Regions from separate parts of the Homo sapiens genome. Here regions 2 and 3 are each linked to region 1. The links are chromatin loops, found by intact Hi-C in ENCODE. Cell type or tissue: Calu3. All regions are shown on one strand. Each heading gives the region's core, and the rest is flanking DNA. Links, peaks and the distances in the headings are about the cores only.

The links. Peaks named below come from ENCODE experiments on the same cell type or tissue, not always from the same donor. Only the 100,000 strongest peaks of a DNase experiment are listed, where the experiment ranks them.
Region 2: it touches region 1 in a loop (3-fold over the local background); 8 of 110 quality-filtered maps call a loop at or near these places.
Region 3: it touches region 1 in a loop (2.5-fold over the local background); 7 of 110 quality-filtered maps call a loop at or near these places.

Annotation. Positions count from the first base shown.
Region 1 is chr12:63,915,814-63,921,811 of GRCh38, reverse strand. All of the region lies in intron 1 of SRGAP1 (SLIT-ROBO Rho GTPase activating protein 1), which reads right to left. Among named protein-coding and RNA genes, the nearest start is that of SRGAP1, 74 kb to the right of the region's middle. RefSeq lists an enhancer at 2,166-2,954. In Calu3, for the core only: no CTCF peak of the experiment used is centred there; DNase peaks (open chromatin) are centred at 2,661, 3,301 and 3,561.
Region 2 is chr12:63,859,252-63,865,249 of GRCh38, reverse strand. All of the region lies in intron 1 of SRGAP1 (SLIT-ROBO Rho GTPase activating protein 1), which reads right to left. Among named protein-coding and RNA genes, the nearest start is that of SRGAP1, 18 kb to the right of the region's middle. In Calu3, for the core only: no CTCF peak of the experiment used is centred there; a DNase peak (open chromatin) is centred at 2,909.
Region 3 is chr12:64,085,227-64,091,224 of GRCh38, reverse strand. It overlaps SRGAP1 (SLIT-ROBO Rho GTPase activating protein 1), which reads right to left. Exons shown (of 22, transcript NM_020762.4): 11 at 4,199-4,226. Among named protein-coding and RNA genes, the nearest start is that of KICS2, 130 kb to the left of the region's middle. In Calu3, for the core only: no CTCF peak of the experiment used is centred there; DNase peaks (open chromatin) are centred at 2,034 and 2,644.

The DNA of each region.
Region 1 (5,998 bases), core at 687-5,686:
GATATTTGAGCAATCCCTTGTTCCCCAACTGATTTATTCAACAAATCTTCATTAAATGTTCTCTACGTACCAGGCATGATCACAGATCACTGCAGCCTCAGACTCCTGGGCTTAAGCAATCCTTGAAATTATATTCTTTAAGAACATATAACAGATAATCCTTAGTTGTGGCAGGCGTGGGAGCATATGTACGTGTACACGTTAGGGGAGCAGGGGTTGTGAGTGGCTTTTCCAAGGAAGTATCATTTGAGCTAAAATCTAAAGGATGATGTTACTTAGAGTTGTATTCCAGGTTCAGCCTGTGCAAACGCCCAGGAAGGGAAATGAATTTGTGCCTTCAAGAAACAAAGAGATGCCCAGAGAGAAGAAAATAGCTAGAGATGGCACTAGAGATATGGGCAGGAACCTGGTCATTCAGGTCATATCGTGGATTACTCATAAAGGCAATAAAGAAGTCTTGAAGGGTTTTGAACTTGGAGGTTCAAAGTGAGCCAGCTGCAGAGTCGACAATGGATTATTGAAAGATTAGAACAAATGCAGTTAGGAGATTACGACAGCACTCAAGGTGCAAACTGGTGGTAACGTAGCTGGCATTAGAGTGATCACGATGGAGATGGAAATAAATGAACACATTCTAGAGATATTTTAGAAGTAAACTGTCAGGTGGTGGTAATGGAGTGGTACTGGTGACAAGCTAGGGGGAGATATTAAAGATGACTACCAGATTTCTGGCTTGTCGAACCAGATGGATGGGCCACCACTCACTGAGATAAGGAAGAAGTTCAAGGGTGGGACAAAAAAGCATTTGTTCAGTTTTGTACATGTTTAATTGAAGGTACTTTTGAAACATCAACAGATGACATGTCAAGTAGGTAGCTACAAATACAATGAATATATATTCTCCATATTAAAAAAACTTTTCATTTTCTCCCCAACCCTACTCTTCTTTTCAAGGTCTTTCCCATTTCGTCAATGGATCTACATTCTCTGTTATTCACTCCCAAACCAGGATATTATCCTTAATTCCTCCCTTTTTCACACCTCCATCCAAACCATTTACAGGTCTCACTCACCAGCCTACCTTCAAACTATGTCCTGAATCTAGCTTCTCACCACCTTCTTCACCAACACTGACAGAAGCCAGAACTATCTCTTGCCTTAACTTCTGCATATCCAACTCATCTCTAGGGTCTCATTCTCATCATCCCCTATAATCCAATCACATAGAAGCCAACATATTTTAAAAACATTAATCAAATCACATTCCTCCCTTCTAATCGCCTTGTCATGTCTTCTCATACTCTCATATCAAGTCTAAAGTACAGTATTTACCATGGCATCCCAGGTTCTAGGAGAACTAGCCTCTCCACTCCTTCCCAACCTTGTATCTCCAGCTCACTTCTCTTTATTCACAAGGACTCTCTTGCTACTCCATGGACATCTCAGGATAATTTCAGCCTGTGTTTTGTTGCCTTGGAACATTCCACCCATCAGTCATTCATGGTTTGGTCGTTCACTTCATTCAGGTTTCTGCTCAAGTCACCTCTTCAGAGGCTATATCTCAATAGTTATCAGGAAATGTCAATGAAGACCACAATGCAATGTTATACCCACCAGACTGGCAAAAATTAAGATGTTTTATAATACCACGTGCTGATAAAAAGTGGGTCTGCTGGAGCTCTTAATCACTTATGAGTGGGAATGTAAACTGGTGATGCTCCTTCGGAAAACAATGCAGTCGTATCATGTGAACTTGAACACTGACATACCCAATAACCATGCAATTCCACTCCCAGCAATAGGCCATGGAGAAACTCCTGTATATGTGTGTTAATAGGAACACATGAAAATGTTCAGCAACATTGTTCAAATAGCAGAAAGCTGGAAACAATCCAAATATCCACCAACAGGGCAATGAATCAATTGATTCTGCATACTCACCCAACAACACATAATTCAGCTTTTAAAATGAATGAACTACAGCTACATGCAACAATGTCAAACAGTTATACTATTTTTACAAATCAAAACAAACAAGCAAAATTAGCTGTATAGTACTTATGAGCATATTTTTAAGGGATAAATAACATTTTTTAAAAAAAGGCAAGAGAAAGAAAAAAATTAGGAAGTAGTTGCTTCAAAAGATAGGCAGGTATATGGGATGGGGCAGAGCACAGATAAGTGCGACAGAATTGGCAGGGCTTTTGTTTGTAGATTAGGTGGTAAGTCATACATATGACACTGTTATCCTTTATAATTTTCAAACATAGTTGTGTGTGTGTGTATGTGTATATATATATATATATATATATGTAATGTTAAGTTAAAACAATTAAAATATTGGCCAGGCACAGTGGCTTACACCTGTAATCCCAGCACTTTGGTAGGCCAAGGCAGGTGGATCATTAATATACAAATATATATTAAATGTTAAGTTAAAACGATTAAAATATTGGCTAGGCATGGTGGCTCACACCTGTAATCACAGCACCTTGGGAGGCCAAGGCAGGTGGATCACTTGAGCCCAGGAGTTCCAGATCAGCCTGGGCAACATGGCGAAACCCTGTCTCTACAAAAAATACAGAAAGTAGCCAGGCATAGTGGTGTGTGCCTGTAGTCCCAGCTTCCAGTCCCAGGAGACTGAGGTGGGAGAATCACTCCAATCCGTGAGGCGGAGGTTGCAGTGAGCTGAGATTACACCACTGCACTCCAGCCTGCACCACAGAGCAAGATCCTGTCTCTAAAAACCAACTAAACAAACAAAAACACAAAAAACACCCCTCCCCAAAAAAACCAAAATACGAAATAACTAACATACCTCTTCTCTGAACTTCATTTGTCTTTATAGCACACGTCACTCCCCAAAGAATATATACATACACACTGACTCACACTCATGCACTCATTTCCTTGTTTATTTTAAGTCTCTCCCATTAGAATGCAAACTCCCTAACTGTGGAGTCTTTGACATTCTTGTTCACCACAGTATTTCCAGGCCTAGAAGAGTACTCGGCATATACAATAAATATTTATGGAATAAATGAATAAATGGATGAACAAATGGCCTAGATAGTGCAAACAAAGCAATAGAGCACTGGCTGGTGCAACGGCTCACGCCTGTAATCCCAGCACTTTAGGAGACCGAGGTAGGCAGATTGCTTGAGCCCAGGGATTCGAGACCAGCTGGGGCAACATGGTAAAACTTCATCTCTACAAAAAATACACAAATTAACTGGGCATGGTGGCACATGACTGTAGTTCCAGCTACTCAGGAGACTGATGTGGGAGGGTCACTTGAGCCTGGGAGGCAGAGGCTGCAGTGAACCATGACTGCACTACTGCACTCCAACCTGGGTGACAGAGTGAGGCTTGTCTTAAAAAAAGAGAGAAAGCAATAGAGCATAAAAGGCTTAGTTCATGAACCCTGAAGTCAGACACTTCCAGGTTCAAATCAAGGCTCTCATTAGTCTTCTTAGCTGGGTGACCTTGAATGAGTTGCTTAACTTCACTGGGTTTCCGTTTTCTCATCTCTAAAACAGGGTAATGGGGGGAGGAGGGGTTGTGATGATTAAAAAAAGAATTTAGCACTTTGTCCAGCACAATATTATTCTTGCACAACGACAGTGTAATTTCCTCATAAAAAGCGGCTTTTTATTGCTCAAGGACATAGCTTTGAGCAATCTGCATTCTTTACGCAGTTTTACTATGACTGATTTTGTCCACACCCAATTTTAAAATGTGAACCAATTGGGCATCCTATAGTTGTTGCTACAGTTTGCTCAGACTAAGGCCATGTGCTAGGGAAATCTTGTAGCCACCAAACTTCCAGTGAGTATGGCACAATATAATCTTGCATTTGTGCTAGCCACTAGCATAGGAAATCAGCAAGACGAGAATAGCAAAAATAACAGCCATTTATTCACGGTTTTCTGTAGGATAAACAACACAGACACATCATCCCATGAACTTCTCACAGCTAGCGTGGGAAATTGGTGTGTACAAGAATTACAGAAAGCAGGGTGGGAAATTGGTGTGTACAAGAATTACAGAAAGCAGGTTCATTATAAACTGTTTTCAAATTTGGGCCTAAGCAGGTTCTGAAATAGAGACCATATTCAAATAGTAATTAGAAATTCTTAAGAGTAGATTTGCACTATCAGCTATAATATATCCTTTTAAAACAAAACAGAAAGCAAGCTCTTTCACATCCTAGATGATGACTTATTTTATAGTAGTAAAACCCAGGGCCTTCGCTGCTGTGAAGCCCATGCAGTCCCTTCCAAAAATTATGGTAGCAAATTCAAAAGGAGCAACTGCGCAGTGCTGTTGACTCACATTGCTCCCAACACACTCACAATAAAAATGAACTTTTCAGTGAACTGACCTATATTTTCCACCCTGGACTCTAGCCAAGACCCAGGCATCCATACCTCTAATGGACCATACTGTCTTAGAGAGCCCTAGGTCTTTCTGGGAGTCTTTTCCAGTTCTGCTCAGGCTCCAGGTCCAAAGGACAGCCCAGGGGTTCCGACGACTCAGGAGAATCCCAGATGAATAATAATTACTCATCATAACAATAATAACGCTTTATACGGTGTTTACTATGTATCAGGCAGTATTTATTATTAGTGTTGTACATATATTTGCTCATTTAATCTGCATAACTGCCATTAAATAGCATATCCCATATGTTATATCCCATGGGGTAGATATAAAGCTTGCAATATGACTAAATCTCACAAGTGAGATTCCTTAAAGTGAACACATGAAATCTATATGCAATCTGACCTTGCTGAGCAAGGTGAGACCACAGCAGAAATCAGCAGCCCATGCCAAATGATCCTTGGTGGTACTGGAAAATGATCTGGCCTCGTGGTTTTGATCAAATGGCACACTCTCCTCTCAGATCCAAACCACAACTTCCCCAAAATTAATCAAGGAGAAATAAATGGATAGAGGGTGGAGCAGAAGAGTACTTAATTTTTGTCACATTTCACACCCTAACTACTTCTCATTAAGTCTACTGGCCTGCATGCGATTCCCAGACCTTTCTTAAATCTCATGACTTTTATATCATCCTAGGCACCTTATGCCCCTTCTCAGCTTTCAGCATAGTCACAACTTCCTCTGGAATTTCTTCCTGATTCAAATGTTCCCCGTCATTTCCCTCCAGCCCCTCTATGCTTAGAACACTCTGCACACATTTCCTACAGTATGTAATTACTGCTTTCAGTTTTAGTTATTTTGTCCATCTCCCCTTTAAACTTTTAGCATCTCAAGACCACGGATGACATTTGTTTTCCCAGCGTCTGGTATAGAGCTGGCTGAGCTGCTGCAGACAAGTAATAAATGTTTACTAACTGAATGAACTAAGGAAATCATGCTCCTCAAAGATGGCACACAGTTTCTCATCACCCACCTAAAGGTGTCTCAAACTGGTGGGGATCTGCCTGATTTGTAATGAAGGAATTATAAAACAACCTTTCAGGCTGGGCATGGTGGCTCATGCCTGTAATCCCAGCACTTTGGGAGGTCAAGGTGGGCAGATCCCTAGAGCTCAGGAATTTGAGACCAGCCTGGGCAACATGGTGAAACCTCATTTCTAGAAAAATCAGGCAGGCATGGTGGCACATGCCTTGTGGTCCCAGCTACTCGAGAGGGTGAGGTGGGAGGATCGCTCTAGCCTGGGAGGCAGAGGTTGCAATGAGCCATGATCACACCACTGCACTCCAGCCTGAGTGACAGAGTGAGACCCCATCTCAAAAAAAAAAAAAAAAAAGAAAAGAAAAGAAAAGACACCATTTCTGAGCATTTTGCTTCCAAGCCCTAGAATTTAAACTTGCCTCTTTTTCAGTAAAACAATAACCAATACTACCACCTATGACCAAGGCTTCTATTTCATCCTTGAGACTTCTCACTTCATTAATATCCAAGTTTCTGAATAGCTTTTGAAGGTTAGTGAAAGGCTGCTCAAAACGTTTTGAGCTGAGTTTCTGTT
Region 2 (5,998 bases), core at 360-5,359, 56 kb after region 1:
TGATCTGCCCTGTGATCTGCCCGCCTCAGCCTCCCAAAGTGCTAGGATTACAGGAGTGAGCCACCGTGCCCTGCCTACGGATTTTTACTCAGAAAAACTTATTTTTCATTGGCAAAAATGTGTTGGTTATAATGCTTCCTATTTTGATTAATAAAAATGTGTTTCAGCCTAGTAATAATGATTTAAAATTCATGGTGCAAAAGTAATTGCACTTTTGCACCAATGTAATACTCTGAACCATTAAGAGTAGTTATCTTTGGAAAGGGGAGAACTTCCATTTTCTGCCTTATCAATCTCTATTTTAGCCAACAAGTTTATTTTTTTATATAACCATATAGTTATATGAGTGGAATTTTTTTTTCACAGATGTTTTATTTTCCCAGGCTAACAATTTTTCCTAATTCACTAAAGTTCATCCTTTATTTGGATTTCCTTTGTTTTTACCTAATGTTCTTTTCCTGTCGCAGGATCCTATCTATACAGCATATTATGTTTAGTCCCCATGTACTCCTTAGGCTCCTCTTGGCTACTAAGTCTTTTGCAACCTAACATTTATTATTATTGCTTTCAGGGCCAGAGTTCATAAAAGTGGTAATACTTTCACATATTTTGAGCATTCTATGTGACAGACAGTTCAACACTCTACTTGTCTCAGCAATGCTCTGAAATGGGTACTATCATTATCACTATTTTAATGGCAAGGAAAGTAAGGCAGAATGAGATTAAGTAATTTGCCCATAGTTAAACTGCCAGAAAGTAGCTGAGCTGGGAGATTTAGACCCTAGCAGTTTGACTCCTGAGGCCATGCTATAAACTACTAGGTTACATGAGATGTATACTAATCTACATGAGTGTGCTTATTTCAGAGTGTTATATGGTATCTGAAAATGGGACGTGGTATTATGAGACTGTGAAATACCCAAAAGATGAATAACCACAATGATAATAAAAGTAATTTTTATTCTGTTTCACAGTGCACAAGGCTTTCTGTACATTATTTCACAACGTAATTCCAAGATTGCTGGAGGAAATCTTGGAATTAAATGCTAAACAGAAAAGAACCTGAAGTACAGTTCCCGTCTTCAAAGAAGATGCTTATTCATAGATTAGGTATGTGGAGAATACTATTAAATTAAGTTTAACCTAAAGCTGCCTCCTCATATATTTTAAGTTTAGCCTAAAGGTTTCTCTGGACATAGTAAACTGAAACCTTAGTGGAAATATAAACAGACTAAAACCTCCTCTTGTGCCAGTGACCAAATTTTGGCCAATTAAAGGTGGCTGGGGGTTCAAACCGTATTCAAATAAGGCAAATGCTGAGCTGTAACCAATCCACCTGTTTCTGTACCTCGCTTCCATTTTCTATACATCACTTTCCCTTTTCTGTCCATAAATCTTCCACCATGTGGCTGCACTGGAGTCTCTCTGAGCTTATTACTCTGGCTTGGGAGGCAGCCCAATTCACAAATTGTTCTTTGCTCAATTAAACTCTGTTAAATTTAATTTGTTTAAAGTTTTTATTTTAACAATACAGATAGATGTGTATAATTAAAACTTAGCTCTAGAACAATAGTCTGGAAATCTTTCAAATATAGATTTTTGGTGACACATTTGAGAGTTCCCATAAACACTGTCAATACAAGTGCAACAGAAGTTCAATTAAAAATGGAGCAACTGTGGCTGGGCGCGGTGGCTCACGCCTATAATCCCAGCACTTTGAGAGGCCAAGGCAGGCAGATCACTTAAGGCCAGGAGTTCGAGACCAGCCTGGCCAACATGGTGAAACCCCATCTCTACTAAAGACACAAAATTAGGCAGGCATGGCAGCACATGCCTGTCATCCGAGCTACTTGGGAGGCTGAGGTATGAAAATTGCTTGAACCCAGGAGGCAGAGGTTGCAGTGAACCCAGATCATGCCACTGCACTCCAGCCTGGGCGATAAGGTAAGACACTGTCTCAAAAAAAAAAAAAAGAAAAAAAAAGAGCAACCTTTTGAAAAGAGCAACCATTTGAAAAGGCATTCATTCCTTTTTTGTAATACTGTACTCAGAAAACTCTTCTCTAAGAGACACAAAAACTAACAAATTTTCTTTTCTAAATCTCAAAACCTACCAGCTTTCTGTGCCGCATCATTATCAAGCAATGTCTCCACTGTCTGTCATGAAGTAAATAAAAGTGAAAACTTGTCACAGCCAAAGAAATGGTGAGCAAATTAATCAAGCCCTGGGGTCAGCCAAAGAAAACATTCCTCGCCTTTTCTAGTGCAAGTTTCTAAAAAGGTGCTCTTTTTCCCTACCTCTCCTCTAAGAACAGGGAATGGGCAGAACTCAGTCCTGCAGCAATGATCAAATCTCTCATTCACTGAGTTCTGGAATCTCCCCTGGTGCTTGAGGATTATAATTCAACTAAATGGTACTTGAACTGTGGTAATCAATATGAGCAGAAGGATAAAGCCATCACTTTCAAAGAAAACTTTGTGAACGGCATTGAGAAGACATCAAAAGAAATACACAGCGCCATTACATATGTAAAACAAGATGAGCAAACGGATGTCTTCCTGCTCCTTCTCCTTGGTAAATACTGTTCCAAAGCTGAATTCCACTGGTGAAAACATGCTAATTTCACAGCCAGACTAAAATCTGGATATCTTCAGAAGTGAAAAAGGTCTGACTTAAGATAAGCAGACACCTTTGTTCTATCTTAGTTGCTGGAGGTCTGTGAGAAGGAGCTGTTTGCATAAGCCGCACCTTCAGAATAATAAAAGTCAAGGGCAAAAGTCCATGTCTTCCACAGACCAACTGAGAAGGGAGTCAGAAATGACAGTCCAGTAACTGTGACATCTAATGCTTTAAGAACTGCTGGAATGTTTGTAAATGCTCGTCTTGTGCCAAGTTGGCTGTGACACCAAAAAGCCTGCAGGGTGGCACCTCCCCCGCAGGGCCTAGTGTCATAGGTCTCCACAGCCAGCCTTGGAGTAGGAAAGAATCACAAGGGATAATTTTCCTTAAACTACTACCTTTGCTGCATCTCACTAGTTTTGATATGTAAAGAATTAAGTTCTAAAAATGTTTTAATTTTCATAATAATTTCTTCTTTGACTCATGAGGTGTGTGTGTATAAATTTTTTTTGAGATGGAGTTTCACTCATCGCCCAGACTAGAATGCAGTGGCGTGATCTCGGCTCACTGCAACCTCCTCCTCCTGGGTTCAAGCAGTTCTCCTGCCTCAGCCTCCTGAGTAGCTGGGATTACAGGCATGCGCCACCACACCTGGCTAATTTTTGTGTTATTAGCAGAGACGGGGTTTACCATGTCGGCCAGGCTGGTCTCAAACTCCTGACCTCAGGTGATCCACCCACCTCATCCTCCCAAAGTGCTGGGATTACAGGCGTGAGCCACTGCGCCAGGCCAATTTTTAAATTTTTTATAGAGACAGTGCCTCACTATGTTGCCCAGGCTGGTTTCAAATTCCTGGACTCAAGCAATTGACCCATCTCAGCCTCCCAAAGTGTTGGGATTACGGAATAAGCCACCACTCCTGGCCTAAAACATATTTTTAAACAGGTCATGAGTCACAGAAATAATAATCATGGAAATTAGAAAATACACAGAGCTGAAAGATAAAAACACTACATATAAAAATTTATGCCTGGCTGGGTGCAGTGGTTCATGCCTGTATTCCTAGCACTTTGGGAGGCAGAGGCAGGCAGATCACTTGAGGTCAGGAGTTCAAGGCCAGCCTGGCTAACATGGTGAAACCCTGTCTCTACTGAAAATACTAAAATTGGTGGGTATGGTGGTGGGTGCCTATAATCCTAGCTACTCCAGAGGTTGAGGTATGAGAATCGCTTGATCCTGGGAGGCGGAGGTTGCAGTAAGCTGAGAATGTGCCACTGCACTCCAGCCTGGGCAACAGAGCAAGACTTTGCCTCAAAAAAAAAAAAAAATATATATATATATATGCCTACCATCCCTTTGTGAGGCTAAGCTGGGCAGATTGCTTGAGCTCAGGAGTTCAAGACCAGCCTTGGTAACATAGTGAATCCCTGTCTCTATTAAAAAAAAAAAAAAATTACAGAATGCAGGTAAAGCAGTACTTAGAGGAAATTTTACAACCTTTTATTTTTATATCAGAAAAGAAAAATAATAACTGAGAAATTAAATAAAAAACTTTAAAAATAATAACTGAGAAAATAAATACAAACCTTAAAAAGGTTCAGCAAATAAAGACCCATGAGAAAAGTAAAAGGGCCAGGCTTGGCGGTCTGCGCCTGCACTCCCAGTTACTCAAGAGGCTGAAGTGAGAGCATTACTTGAGCCCAGGAGTTCCAGGCTATAATGCACAATGATTACACCTGTGAAAAGCACTGCACTCCAGTCTGGGCAACAAAGCGAGACCCTTTCTCTTTAAAAAAAAAAAAGAGGGCAAGAAAGAGAGAAATGAAGAAAAAGGAAGAGTATAATAGGATAAACTAATGAAACAGAAAATACAATACAGTAAATCAATAAAGCAAAAACCTAGTTCTTTGAAAAGACTAATAAACATACTTCTGGCAAGTCAATCAATGAAAAAAGAGAGAATATATACACAGACATTTGTTATTAACAGAAAAGAGGCCTAATTGAAAATAATGCAGAGATTAAGACGATAAAAGGATGCTGTAAACAATTTTATGTCAGTTAATCAGAAAATTTGAACACAATGAGATTTTTTTCTCCTTGATGAAAATGTGAGACCCAGATGACTTTGCAGATGAGTTCTACTAAACATTTAAGAGTCAGATAATTCCAATCTAACATGAACTCCTGCAGAAAACAGAAAAAGGGGAAACAACCTCCAACTAATTTCAAACACTATTACTCTCAGTTCATAATGTAATTATATTAAAAGGAAAAAATAAAATAGTCTTATGTATCTGTTTAAAAAATGTAAATACCAGGCTGGGCATGGTGGCTCACACCTGTAATCCCAGCACTTTGGGAGTCCAAGGCAGGCAAATTGCTTGAGCTCAGGAGTTTGAGACAAGCCTGAGCAACATGGTGAAACCCTGTCTCTACCAAAAATACAAAAAATTAGCCAGGTGTGGTGGTGCATGCTTGTGGTCCCAGCGACCTACTCAGGAGGCTGAGGTGGGAGGACTGCTTGAGCCCAGGAGGCAGAGGTTGCAGTGAACCAAGATCACGCCACTGCACTTTAGCCTGGGCAGCACAGTTAGACCCCATCCCAGAAAAATAAAAGGAAATACCATATATTTACACACACACACCTCATGAGTCAAAGAAGAAATTATTATGAAAATTAAAACATTTTTAGAACTTAATTCTTTACATATCAAAACTAGTGAGATGCAGCAAAGGTAGTAGTTTAAGGAAAATTATCATGAATATTTATTAGGGAAGAAAAGATGCCTTTCTTAGGGTTAACGCTTACATTAGAAGAAACAGTCATATTAGAAAGAATGATTATATTAGAAAAGGAATTGTATTCCATTTCATGCTGATGTTAAAAAGAGGAAAAGGTGTTTATGTTAGAAGTGTTACATTTTAAAAGATGCTTACATTCTAAATACTTATATTAGTAATAGCGTTTATATTATAGAAAATAACTGTATTATCTTAAGTGCTTATATTAGAAAATAAGGATAAAAAAGAATGAGCTATGTGTTCAACTTAAGAAAATAGGTAAAGAACAATAAATTCAATGAAAATGAAAACGATGATAGTAAAGATAAGAGCAGAAATTCACAAAACAGAGAAGAAAAACCAACAGAAACAGATAAACTAGCCAGGTGCAGAGGTTCACACCTGTAATCCCAGCACTTTAGGAGGCTGAGGCGAGTGTATCATTTGAGGCCACGAGTTCAAGACCAGCCTGTTCAACATGGTGAAACCCCATCTCTACTAATTATACAAAAATTAGCCAGGAGCCAGGCATGGTGGTGCATACCTGTAATCCCAGCTACTTGGGAGGCTGAGGCACCAAAATCACTTGAACTGG
Region 3 (5,998 bases), core at 454-5,453, 170 kb before region 1:
GAAACATCTATAGGTCACATCAATATTACAAAACACGGGAATCTTGGGTTCCTTCCCCTCCCCCAATCACAGGGGAAAACATTCCCTCCCATTTCCCATTTATTTACTTTCACTTCTGTATCAAAAAACATACAAATTGTTTATTCACACTGCTGTTTCCCTGTATGCTGCAGCTGACATTTGTTTGTTTGCTGGTTTGTTTTAAAATAAGCACTACCAAGTAGACTCGTTAGCTATTTGGCCAAATGTTACAAACCAGCATTCTTGTTATTTGGTTTACAAGTCACACAGTAAGATACAACCGGTCATAAAGATTAGGGCTCCGGTAGATCCCCAAATGAGGAATTAAATATAACATTTTTAGGTACACATAATTTTTTTTTTTAAGTCAGAGTCTTGCTCTGTTACCCAGGCTGGAGTGTAGTGGAATGATCATGGCTCACTGCAGCCTCCACCTTCTTCTGGGCTCAAGGGATCCTCCCACCTCAGCCCAAGTAGCTAGGACTACAGGCGCATGCCATCATGCCCAGCTAATTTTTAAATTTTTTATAGAGACGGAGTCCCCCTGTGTTTTCCAGGCTGGTCTTGAACTCCTGGGCTCAAAAGATCCTTCCACCTTGGCCTCCCAAAGTGCTGGAATTATAGGCGTGAGCCACCTCACTCAGCCCAGCAAACCAATGCAAGTAACATCACATCTGTTCGATACCCCTCCAGCAGTAATGGAATTTTATTTCATGCAAAAGTAACTATTAATAGGTCACAAGTGAGAAAAATAATTTGGGTTCACTGCTTTTTCTAATTTGGGGGACATACAGGCTCGCATGAGTTATTATTTCTTTAGAACAAACTATTCCACCACCTAAATATCTGAGGATGTACTTGTTTATGCCACTGCAGACTCTCTTCCTCTCCAGTCTGCCCATTTGCTCTGGTGAATAAACCATTCTCTCTGACATATGCACATCTAGTGCAGCATGTAGTATATTTAGAAACTGTGACATCTTGCCCTGTGACTGCAGAGAGGGAACCTCTTCTGCTCTCTCCCTTTAGTGGAAAGAAGGCCAGAATTACCTGACTCAACTTCTACTACTGTGCTGAATGAAATACATGGAAGGAGAGCCCTGAGACCTGTCTCTGGATGTTTTAATGTAAAACTCCTTTTTAACTGCAAGACTTATAGGAGGATACACACCACACCAGGAAATTGTGTAAAGCCCTTCATTAAGCTTCAGACTCTAGGAAAATTTATCTTTTTTAGTTCATTTAGCTTAAGTTCAGAAAGTCTGGTTCATATACCAGATCCCAAGAAGTTACGTGGAAGCCTGACTAGCTTCCTTAGACACTATCATGTATGGAAACAAACCTACTGGTACAGCCTTCCACAGCTAAATTCTAAGACCCTCCCAGCAGATGGGCTCATATGATGAACAAGGTGCACAGCAAGCAGCACCTGAAGTTCTACAGTGCTGGCGAGGTTAAAAGAAGCCTTTGCAAGTGTCTAGGAGAGAATATGGAAACTTCTACCAGGCAACATGTCATCTCCTGCCACGGATGAAATTTCTGAGATCTCTTTTATACACTGAGTTCTGGCCATTCATGGAGGAAATAATCTGATAGGAGTAAAAAGAACAAAACAACCAACCACCAAAGCATTTAACCCTACATACTTGATTTCATCCACTCCTTTCACTATTTTAAAAGTGTTTTAAAGTGTGGATTTCATTTTTATTCAGGTACGGGGAGGCCAACGTTCAGGAGACAACTACCACTGAAAAGATAGTTTGTTAAAGAGTTGGGGATGTGCCCCACCACCAGGGAGGCCACAGAAGGAAGCACCGGGGTGGGTCAGGAGGCAGAAGGCACAAAGGAAAATGTGGGCAGGAGTCTTTATTGTGGTTCCCACTGGAGGGAATGGGAGAAGCTGGGCAAGCAGGTTTAGAATAGGCTAGTTGGAATGATTCCAGTGGGCTTTGGGGCATAGGGACTATCCCTAAGTTGTCCTATACCTGGCCTTGGGGTGATTAGGGAAGGGGAATAGTGGCCGTGAGTGTCAGAACCATGAAGGAGGTGGTTGGAGGTAGGTCGTCTGGATCACCTGGCTTGCATACAAAAGGCACACTTGGCAAGCCAGTTCTTACTACTACTGCTAGGAATTGGCTAATCCCGGGAGGGGCAGTACTTCTGGGGTCAGAAAGTCCCCAATATACCAAAGCATTAAAAAACTAGAAAATGTGGTTATTACAATAAGGTCCAAGAGAGCTTCACATCTGGTGATATCTGGAGAAGCTGACAAAGCTAAGCAGATTAGAATTTTGTTTGGTCACTGATTCACGGAGCAAGCCAATCTTGTAGACGGAGCCAAAAACCTCCAATGCACTGAATCATTGTCCCCGCATGACTGGGAGACGCAGGGTAATGCTGGCTAATGGAGGGATATCTTTTGAGTCTTCTATGAAAGGCCTGAAAATCACCTCTGTAGGATTCTATAGTACGGTAAATATGAACGCATGCAAGTTGTGAGAGGAACCTGGAATGAAAACGAATTGCCTCAGTGCTTATCAAAGTAATTTCCATGGCAGAGGTCTGATGATTCTTGCTCTGCTACACCCACATCAAGTGAACAGAGCCAGGGACGTTCAACATTCCAATTGCGTGACTCATTCTGATTCTGTGGCTACCACATGACTTCCTGATAATTTGGTTTCCTACAGAGGATGCCCACATGAGAGGAAGTACTGGTCAGGTTGATGTGAATATCTAGTCTATTTGGCAATTATAGCTCTCATGGCAAATTAATATATTTCCATTTCTGCTTTTTAAAAAAATCTCTTTTTTTGAAGTGCCTTACAGTAATTATAATTGAGAAACAACAGGTAAAATAATTGATAGTGCAAGGAGATGCTATAGGTGAAAAACATCTCTATAAGCTGCATATTACCAGGTCGAGGTAATAGTCTTCTTTTTCACTGACACAGTGAAGAAAAACCTCAGTGTTTTTTTCTTTTGTTAGGTTTGGAAAAGTCAGGAGCTGTATCTTTCTAGTTGGTTTACCATGAAGTACGAGGGGCTTCCTTATGAATAAGCTGCCCAGCAATAACATTATAGATCCTTGAAAGTCAACTTGCCAATTACTGCAGCAGATATACCAGTGTTCTAAATGCGTCTTATTTCAAAGAGAACTCAATTTCAAAAATGCAACATCTTGCTATGCTAATTAGATAATTTCTGTCTGTTGCACAAATGGTGACATAGAAAAATAAAAGTTGCCACAAACTTTCCCGAACCCAAATCAGAATCTGCTGCCCAAATGGCTTTCCTTTCTTGTAGTAGCTTCACAATCCTCCCCTGAATGAAGAAAGTACAATATGGGAGTATGTGTTAAAAGTTAAATGTTTAAAGTGAATCAAAATGGAGAATATATAGACAGCTAAAATCCTAAAGATATTCAATATAGCTCAAATTTTTATTTTTATTTTTTATTTTTATTTTTTGAGATGGAGTCTCGCTCTTGCCCAGGCTGGAGTGTGGTGGCGCAATCTTGGCTCACTGCAACCTCCGCCTGCCGGGTTCAAGTGATTTTCCTGCCCCAGCCTCCTGAGTAGCTGGGATTACAGGCGCACACCACCACGCCCGGCTAATTTTTTGGTATTTTTAGTAGAGACAGGGTTTCACCACATTGGCCAGGCTGGTCGTGAGCTCCTGACCTCAGGTGATCCACCCGCCTCAGTCTCCCAAAGTGCTGGGATTACAGGCTGAGCCACTGCACCCGGCCAGCTCTAATGTTTATATGACTAAAGGAAAATAGGAACAGAAAATAATTGTACTTTCTACTTACTTATGCAGTAGATGTACACGTCGTATTTTTTTTTTAATTAAACTATCAAATCAAAAGTCCTGTCACGCTATTTAGAAACAGTTAAAGTATTCTGGATTAGATAAACCAAGCCGGTTTAACTTAGGTTTTTGTTACTGTCTCTGCCTATTAAAGAGCTTTACAATTCCAGAGGGAAACAAAAATAAGCTAGAACATACCTAGTCTTGTAAGAAGCCCAAACATTTCATGTTGCTATGCTTTGTCAAGCCAAAACTATCTCCCGTATTCATTAACAAAATGTTAATTCTTTCAGCATTGAAATGGTTGCTTCTTGTTAAAGAGAAAGTAAAATACGCTATAAGTTATGATAAAATATTTTCCTACCTTGTAGTCATATATTCAGCTCTATGACCTGCAGGAAAAAAATTTAAAGTAAGTAAACTGAAAGGAATCAGCAGAGTGTATGTGGTACTCTTTTGTATCTCCTATCCGGTATTTTAAAACACTGAGTTTGTAATAACTTACACGTTTTTATGGCAGAAAACATGAGGATAGCATATGAAGATAGACACATAATTCAGTGTAAACATTTCATAAAATCTATACATAAAATTTAATAAATTCTATAGATTTGAGAATCATGTTTCACTTGGCAATTTGAGGCTGTGTTTTTTTTTTTTTTTTTTTTCAGAAAAGAAACAAGAATAGCTGCTTGATCATAACTGTAAGCCCAAAAATGAAATACAAATAAGACATATCCAAGATTTAGATGTTAGTTATTCTCTCTGTTTTGACTGACACTTGTTAGCGAGAAGGATGGGTTCAAATACAGTTGGGAGGGTTCAATTTTCCTTAGACTAAGTTGGTGTTCTTTCTATAATATGAATCAGGGGACTGGAGAGAAGCTGTATTCTGTAATCAGAAATGACATTTGCGAATATTAAAGTACAAGGACATTAAATGATACTACATTCCACCAACTTGTAAGCTAAAAGCCTTTCACAGAGTTCTCTGTCCATTAAAACATCAACTTCTTATACATTTGGGTTTCTTGACTTGTTTTAAGTAACAGGGCTGAATTTTTGTAGGGCTCCGACAATCTGCAATAATTTCAAGTTTGCATGTGTTTATCGGTTGCTTTGTACATTTAGGGCGGAGTAGTGGGAAGGAATGTGGGAAACATTGAACCATTCAGCTGGTTTGTTTGCAAAATAATGACATGGTCCTGAAACAGCTTGAAAATATAGCTGGCAGGGGATGGTCACGTTGCAGCACAAACAGCTAAGCTCAGCCTATCATATCATAATGCAGTGATTCAGATTTCTAGGGCAAGGCCAACATGACAATGGTAAAGAAAGCTGGCTTGTTGGGAATGGTGAACCAACACTTCCAGGCTGCAGTAGAGCCTTTGACTCTATTATCTCCTCTTGAATAACAAATAACATAAAGGATTTGGTTAATATCTATTGATTAAATAGGGTGAAACAGTTAAAATCTGAGACTACCTTTCTTCACATAGGGCCAGGCCACAGTAAAAATGTTGGCAGAATGAGTTCATGGACATGACTTGAAGTGGGGATGAAGGGAAGGGAAGAATCTCCTCTTCCTCCTCTTCCCAGTTCTACTTATTTAAGTTATAAGTCCCTTCCTTTTGCTGGCCTTCTGCTACCTTGGAGGAGAAGAAAAAGGTGAAGGTGTACATAGAACTTCAGAATAATTTATAGCTATTCATGAATGGGAGTGAAGGTCTACTGAGAAGTAGAGTGGGCAGATGGTGAGCTGACTGTGGTATGTGGTGCCTTATGGGATATCCTAATGGCAGTGTTCGGCAGCAAGCTGGCTATACAGGGTTAGAGCACAGAGAAAAGACAGGGCTGGAGATAAAGATGTGAGAGTCACCACCATTTAGGTTGTGTTGGGTCCATACGAGCCACGTAAGATCACCCAGTGTGAGGCAGTAGAATGTGCAAAGGGTTGAGGGTAGAGAAACTGTCTGGCTTGTGTTGTATTATGTTGTTATGTTGCATACTTTATGACAGCATTAAGTCTAATTAGGTATGATGCAATATATATTAGTAACAACAATAAAAACAGCAATGATGTCTAATATTTATTAGACACCATTATAAGCACTTTATATTACATATATTAACTCACAATTTTCACAACGACTTTATGAGGTAG